2 separate regions of the Homo sapiens genome follow, and region 1 is linked to region 2. A link is a loop called in an ENCODE intact Hi-C map of the cell type or tissue named here. Cell type or tissue: CD14-positive monocyte. All regions are shown on one strand.

The links. Peaks named below come from ENCODE experiments on the same cell type or tissue, not always from the same donor. Only the 100,000 strongest peaks of a DNase experiment are listed, where the experiment ranks them.
Region 1: it touches region 2 in a loop (1.9-fold over the local background); 5 of 110 quality-filtered maps call a loop at or near these places.

The regions. Positions count from the first base shown.
Region 1 is chr16:4,198,260-4,202,259 of GRCh38, forward strand. The region is part of intron 3 of SRL (sarcalumenin); the gene reads right to left. Among named protein-coding and RNA genes, the nearest start is that of SRL, 42 kb to the right of the region's middle. In CD14-positive monocyte, a CTCF peak has its summit at 2,156 (motif pointing right); a DNase peak (open chromatin) is centred at 2,132; H3K27me3 peaks cover 228 bases.
Region 2 is chr16:4,008,888-4,012,887 of GRCh38, forward strand. All of the region lies in intron 2 of ADCY9 (adenylate cyclase 9), which reads right to left. Among named protein-coding and RNA genes, the nearest start is that of TRIDDENT, 60 kb to the left of the region's middle. RefSeq lists enhancers at 2,211-2,856, 2,857-3,501. In CD14-positive monocyte, no CTCF peak of the experiment used is centred here; DNase peaks (open chromatin) are centred at 1,614 and 2,884; H3K4me3 peaks cover 1,830 bases; H3K27ac peaks cover 1,931 bases.

The DNA.
Region 1 (4,000 bases), 190 kb after region 2:
AGCTTCCACATGGAGAGAATCTGGGTTGAGAATGGAGGATGGATGTGGAGCAGCTTGTATAATCTTGGGTGGTCTGGACTCAGACCCTTCCTGTCTCCAGCCTCTGCAGCTCTCCTCTCCTCCAGCCTGGGGCTCCCCAAATTCCCAATACAGCCTAATCCTGGACTCTGAGGCCAGTGTCTCTCTCTCTCTTTCTGCCCTCTTTTGTTTAGAATCAGGGTCTCCGTTGCCCAGGCTGAAATGCAGTGGTGCAATTGTGCCCCACTACAATTACTGGGCTCAAGCAATCCTCCCACTTCAGCCTCCCAAGTAGTAGCTAGGACTACAGGCATGCACCACTATGCCCAGCAAATTTAAAAATTTTTTTTTGTAGAGATGGGGTCTTGCAACGTTGCTCAGGCTGGTCTCAAACTTCTGGGCTCAAGCAATCTTCTCACTTGGCTCCCCAAAATGCTGGGATTACAGCTATGAACCATTGCACTTACCCTCTTCTAGGGCCACTCTCAAACACTAGCCTCTAAAGTCCATGACAAATTTGCCAGTGCCCAAAACCAAACAATGAACTGGCAATTCTTGGGTCCTGCATCCAATGTCCTTCCGAAGGCCATGTTGGGGAGATGACCCTGCAAGGGCCACTCCAGGTGGGTCCCTAAGAGGAAAAATAGAATGCTCTCGTGCTTTCAAATCCAGTGGACAGGGAGGGAAGGGGAGAGGCTTTCAACGTGGGGTGTGGTCAGTCTTATTGCAGATTTTCAGGCCTCAGCTCTTCCAGCTCTTCTCTGGACTACAGCACAGAGGGCCAGTCCTGCATAACTCAGCACTGAAGTTCTCCAGACTCGTCTCCCTGAGGCCAGCAGGCCACCCTAAAAACACTAGGCACTCCCCTTTTGTTTCATTTATTTATCATGATTTTAATTTATTTAATTTCTTGGTTCAAAGATCAGGAATATAAAAAGGTAAACAGTGAAAAGTCTCCCATCTCCATCCCAGTCTGCCTCAGCCCTGACACCCCCTGGAATAGGTAACCACTGCTGACTTCTTACATGTTATTTTAGACATTTTAATGCATATATAAGCAATATTTGTAGCTAACATATTCCCCATCTTTTTTTTTTTTTTTTTTTTTTTTTGAGACAGTGTCTCACTCTGTCGCCCAAACCACAGTGCAGTGGTGTGATCATAGCTCATATAGCCTCAACCTCCCAGGCTCAAGCGATCCTCCCACCTCAGCCTCCTGAGTAGCTGAGACCACAGGCATGTACCACCAAGCCCAGCTCATTTTTGTATTTAGAGTAGAGATGGGGTCTTGCCATGTTGCCTAGGCTGGTCTCCAACTCCTGGGCTCAAGAGATCCACCCACCTTGGCCTCCCAAAGTGCTTCTATTGCAGGCATGAGCCCGGCACCCAGCCCCTCCCCATCTTCTTTTCTTTTCCTTTTTTTTTTTTTTTTTTTTTGAGACAGAGTCTTGCTCTGTTCCCCAGGCTAGAGTGCAGTGGCACAATCTCAGCTCACTGCAGCCTCTGCCTCCTGGGTTCAAGCCATTCTCCTGCCTCAGCCTCCCAAGCAGCTGGGACTACAGGTGCGTGCCACCACGCCTGGCTAATTTTTGTATTTTTAGTAGAGATGGGGTTTTACCATGTTGCCCAGGCTGGTCTCGAACTCTTGACCTCAAGTGATCCACCTGCCTCGGCTTCCCAAAGTGCTGGGATTACAGGCGTGAGCCCCCACACCCGGCCCCATCTTTTTACAGAGAGCGTTGCCATATGCTTCCTCTTCTGTATCTTGCCTTCGGATGCTCTGGTCTTCCTTCTCCGAGGCTAAAGCTCAGTCCTAACCAGGTGGTGTCTTATACATGGCAGGCACATGTACGTTGCCTGAAAGCAACACCATGGCCCTGCCCCATCCCTCCCTGTCTGTGAATACACAGGAGACACTCACATCTCTGTGGAAGTCAAGCCCTGGCTGGGGGCCAGGAAGGGATAAGGAGGCTGAGAGGGTGGCAGGAATCCCCAGTTACAGCCACAGAGATGTCACAGTATCTTAACACCGGCCCAGGCGACACCAAGGAGAGCCCTAGATGTTCCGGTTCTCCGAGACAAACCACAAACAGGGCCCTTTCCTGGTGCTGTGGTTTCGGCTCCTCACAGCAGGGGGCACCGCTGGCCTATACAGGAGGTGGGAGGTGAGCCTGGGAGAGGTTACAAGGAAGCTGGCCAGAGACTAGGAGTTAAGAACCAAGCCCAAAAGGTGAGTGCAGGGGCAAGGAAGCGGGACCTCCCTGCAGAGCGCCATGCCCTGGGGACTCTGGAGCTCCTGGCCCTGCTGCTGTACACACAAGTTTCCTAGGAGGGCCAAGACTCCGGGTCTTAGGGCCAAGAGAGAAAGAAAAACCCTTCGGGAGGCTCTGCAAGCTCATACCAATAGCTGTGCATCCACTACAAAGGGGGGCGATAATTGGCTGCTAGGCTACAAAAAATAGTACAGGTAGCTGTGGAACAGGGTATTCCCTGCTTCCAGCTGTGTGATCCTGGGTAACCCAGCACGTCTCTGGGCCTCAGGCTCCCCTCTGTAGAGCAGGAAGAATACAAACCCTATTACACCCTGGCCACTTACAGCCATCCAGAGCATCAAATGAGATCATATAGAAACAGCCCAATTAACACAGGGAAAGATTTCTAATCTCATTCAAAAAACAATAAGATACCACTGCTAAATTTTTTAAAGATGAGTAACATTTTTAAATTGCATTGCTGTTGGGAAACAAGGACTCTCATCTACTGTTATTGTGAGTACAAATTGGTATCATGGGAGACAATATGGCAACAACTAGCAAAATGTTTAATTCCAGGGTTCCAATTTTTTTTTTTTTTTGAGACAGGGTCTCACTCTGTCGCCCAGGCTGGAGTGCAGTGGTGCAATCTCAGTTTACTGCAATCTCTGCCTCCCAGGCTCAAATGATCCTCCTGCCTCAGCCTCCCGAGTAGCTGGGACCACAGGCGCATGCCACCATGTCCAGCTATTTTTTTCTTTTTTTGAGATGGAGTCTCACTCTGTCACCCAGGCTGGAGTGCAGTGGCACAATCTCGGCTCACTGCAACCTCTGCCTCCCCAGTTCAAGTGATTCTCGTACCTCAGCTTCCCCAGTAGCTGGGATTATAGGCACCCACCACCACACCCAGCCAATTTTTGGATTTTTAGTAGAGGCAGGGTTCTGCCATGTTGGCCAGGCTGGTCTCAAACTCCTGGCCTCAAGGGATCTGCTCGCCTCAGCCTCCCAAACTGCTGGGACTATAGGTGTGAGCCACTGTGCCCGGCCATCGGATTGTTTTTAAAAGTGCTATGAGCCATCACGCTGGGCCCAATTTTTGTGTGTGTGTTTTGTTTGTTTGTTTGTTTGTTTGTTTGTTTGTTTTGAGATGGAGTCTTGCTCTGTTACCCAGGCTGGAGTGCAGTGGCACAATCTCAGCTCACTGCAACCTCTGCCTCCCGGGTTCAAGCAATTCTGTTGCCTCACCCTCCTGAGTAGCTAGGATTACAGCCGCCAGCCACTAGGCAGGGCTAATTTTTGTATTTTTAATAGAAACGGGGTTTCACCATGTTGGCTGGGCTGGTCTCGAACTCCTGACCTCATGATCTGCCCGCCTTGGCCTCCTAAAGTGCTGGTATTACAGGTGTGAGCCACCACGCCCGCCCCTAATTTTTGTATTTTTTGTAGAGATGGGGTCTGACTATGTTTCCCAGGCTGGTCTCAAACTCCTGGGCTCAAGCCATCCTCCCACCTCTGCCTCCCAAAGTACTGAGATTACAGGCGTGAGCCACCAGGAGGGTGCTGGTTTTCCAGAGCATGGCGTGGTCACGCAGGGGAGGAGCACACAGCTGTCAGAGGGAAGGAGGGAGGTTTCCACACACACAGCTCACCTAACAGGATCCCATGTTTGTAAAAACAAAAAACAACATCCATCTATGTGCTCACACATGAAGAGGAAATGCTTGGAAGGC
Region 2 (4,000 bases):
GTCGTGAAGGGTGTGGCATGGAAAGATGCCATCGAGAGGCGACGTGTCTACAACACTGATCGACTCTGGCTTCTTACGCTGGGTACATATTTGGTCAGCGCTTTAAAATTAATTAATCAGAAACCTAGGGACTACTTCATCAATAATCCCGAATCATTTTATAAGTATGGCCCCATCTCATCACTTCACCTCCCTCTCTCCTTGTAAAAATACTACGTGGCTAATCTTTTTAAGTCAACTGTTCTGAGAATTTGCCAAGAGTCCTAGAAACACGTAAAGACAGCCTAGAACGTAGCCAGGTCATAGCTGAGAATCAAAAGACTTAGATATTTTTAGATGCCAACTGGCCCCAAGAAACTCTTCATGTTTTGTTTTGTTTTGTTTTGTTTTGTTTTTCCTTTAGAGATAGGGTCTTGCTCTGTTGCCCAGGCTGGAGCGCAGTGGTGCAACCATGGCTCCCTACAGCCCCCACCTCCTATAGCCTCAGCCTCCTGAGTAGCTGGGACTACAAACGTCCGCCACTATGTCCAACTATTTCTTTCTTTCTTTTTTGAGATGGGGGTCTCACTGTGTTGGCCAGGCTGGTCTCGAACTCCTAGACTCAAGTGATCCGCCCATCTTGGCCTCCCAAAGTGCTGGGATTGCAGGTGTGAGCCACCACACCTGGTCCAATGAAAATCTTTCACTCTTACTTAGCTCCTGAACTTTTGTGCATTTTTTTCTCCAACAAAAACCCACATCCCAATTTATGCACAGGATCAATCACGACTGTAACATGTATACACTGAAATGGAAACGTGAACTGGAATACGACGCAGGAGTGAAGCCATCTTTATACTAATTTCTCGGACCTGTCCCAGGCGACACCAGACTGACTTTGTAACTTCACTTTGCCAGAGTTAAAAAATGCAACCTATGTGGACTCAAGAGAGGACAATGAGCTGCCAGGGCTTATACCCGCCTTCATCAAAGAAGTACACGCAAGGAGGCCTGTCCTGGGGCTGCTCTAAGGGTCTCCTTCCCATGACTCCTGAGTGTGGCCCACAAGTCACCAGGTGGCAGGGTGGTGACAGGAGCCACTGACAGCCAGTGTGACTGTGGATGGCCACTCTGGAGACCGCAGTCCCCACATACTGAGAGAGGAGGGACATTTTTTTGATGGGAGGTAGGAAAAGTTGCGGCTGAAGGATGAGGTTTTCCATTATGTCTGTGGCTGGCCCTGCAAGGTGCTGTTGGCTCAGGGTGCCCCTGCCTGAGGCTACGGCTCCCCATGCACAAGGGCTGCCCTGGGAGCATGAACTGGGCTGCCTCTGAAACCCAGGAAGGGGCCCTCACCCAGGTGACTGCGCACCTGCTCCCTGTGTGGCTCCGGGACTGCAAGAGAAAGTCAAGATGGCCTCTCCTAGAAGTGCGTGGCAACTGAAGCTGAGAGAGGCTGAGCAGGGAGGCCTGAAGAGCTGGAGCACGACGGGACAGCCAGCACATTCACAGCGCTCAGCACGGCAGTCCACGGGGAGCACGGAGTGGCAGCGGCGGCCTCTGCTCACAAGCTGGGCACGTGCCTCAAGCACATCTCCAACGTCTGCTGTTGCTTTTTTGTACTGGGATTACTGAGTCACTCTTAATTCATCAAACATTTATTAAGCACTTCCTGTTTACTACACACTGATGGGTGCAGGGACGATGTGTGACTATTTTGGCCGAGATCGTGACCTGTGTGGAGCCCATTACCTGAAGAGGGGCCAAGAGGACAAGCAGGTATGACTATGGTCAGGCGTGCCAAGTCCCAGGACAAGGAAGGACGGGTGCTCCAGGAAGCACAGGAGGGGGCATCTTGAGAAGCCTCAGGAAGGAAGGGGCTGTGGCTCGAACGTGTCCCCTCCAAAGTTCAGGCGTTGTGGAGTGAGAGTCTTAAGGAAGCAGGGCTTTAAGAGGTGACGAGGCCAGGAGGGCTCCTCCCCTGCGATGGGATCAGGCGCCTGCATAAAGGGGCTTGCTGTAAGGGGCTCTCTCGCTTGCCCTCCAGTTTCCTTCTCCCTTCCAGAAGATGCAGCCCTCCCCAGACACCTGAACCTGCTGGTGCCTTGATCTTGGACTTCCCAGCCTCCTGAAGCATGAGGACAGAAATTTCCGTGCTGTATAGATTACCCAGCCTATGCTGTTCTGTTATTGCTTCACAAGCAGATGGAGACGGACGGATCAGCACCCTCCACACGGAGAACTGAAAGACGGGGCGAGGTCAGCCCGGCAATAGCAAACCAGGCCAGGGGCGGGGGTGGCTGACACCAGGCAGGGGGGTTACTAGAACAGGTCATGAAAGGCCCTCTACAGAGGTGGCCTGCAGCAGGCATAGCTAAAGGATGGCTTGGAGCTCAGTGTGGCTGGAGCAGAGAACGTGTGGAGGGAATGGCCAGGGCTGAGCCACAGCACCTGTGCAGGGCACTGTGTGGGCCATCCTGGGAAGCCTCCATTCTGGGGCCACGGGCAGCAGGGGGGCGGGAGGAGAAAGAAGAGCCACATAGGAGGCATGAGGCGTAGGACAAGCCAGGGAGCCGGTGGAAATGCCAGCCACAGCGGGTGGGAAGTTGGGAGGCACGGGAGTCAGGAAATAACAGTGGAAACGGGAAACCTACTCCCCACAAACTGCTGGCGAGAGGCAAGGCTCCCATTACAAGCAACCAAGCGTGATGGGCGAGGGCCTGGCTGCTGGAGGGGGCCTCGGAGTCGGGTCCAGGTCCGCCCCCTAATCCCGTGATCTAAGTGAGCTGCTTCATCTCTGCCTCTCAGTTTCCTCATCTCTAAGGGGAGGGCAGGAGCAGAGCTAGTGAGCTGCTTCATCGCTGCCTCTCAGTTTCCTCATCTCTAAGGGGAGGACAGGAGCAGGGCTAGTGAGCTGTTTCATCGCTGCCTCTCAGTTTCCTCATCTCTAAGGGGAGGACAGGAGCAGGGCTAGTGAGCTGCTTCATCGCTGCCTCTCAGTTTCCTCATCTCTAAGGCGAGGGCAGGAGGAGGGCTTACCACACAGCTCGCATGTGAGGCTTAAATGATCAACACGCACGCAGCAAGCACTCGACATTAGCTGTGATTATCGACGCAGTGTTTGATCTGCGTATCACTGGAATCTTTTTCATGCACCTTCTACATACAAAAGCATTTGCAAAACTGTTAAATCAATAATTGCTCCTGATTTGTTTCTGACTTGAGTTTTTCTTTAGGAAGCGCTGAATGACCAACCCATAGTGATAACATGATCCTACTAGCTTTACGAAGGTCAAACACACCTCCGTGTCCACAACGAGCAAAATCGGGAAGTAAATTATCTTTTTATTTATGCTTCAATATGGAAAGCTAAATTTAAAGTGAAACCTTTTGTCAGAACCAGAAGGGTTATCACCCTGACAGGTAAGGCAGAGCCCAGCTGCCTAATCACAAACGCCTGAGAAATACATCAGGACAGGTTACTGAGTTCAAGCCCAGCGAAAGTCTTAAGTCAGGAGACTCTGCAGGCGACATGATTTAATGAATAACCACACACATGGACCCTGGGGTCCAAGTTCATTAGAATGGCTCTTTTGCAGCAGAAGGTCCAAAAAAAAAAAAAAGACAGCTAAATGATTTAAGTGTAGTGTAAACAGGAGAATAATTAATATGATTTCTTATATTCTTTCCTGGTTATCCATTGATTTTAAACCTCAACAACAGCGATGTCTTTTATCAGCTTAATTTTACAAAGGCTACAGAGAGGGGTGGGCATTTCCTAATGGGCTCCTGTCTGACGGGGGAATTTGTCTATGGCTGTGTGCGTGGAGGTTAACGCAGTTAACGTTCTTAAGTATTCTTAAGTATAGTGTCACTTCTTTGAAAACTAAAACTGCACTTTGCACATAGTGGTGATCAGGTTTGGTGACCCAAGTATAGGAAGAGTGACTGACAAAGCCCATTTTGGAAAAGAGTGATGGGCGAGGCCCATTTCTGGCCTCATTTGTCCCAGTCTCTTTCT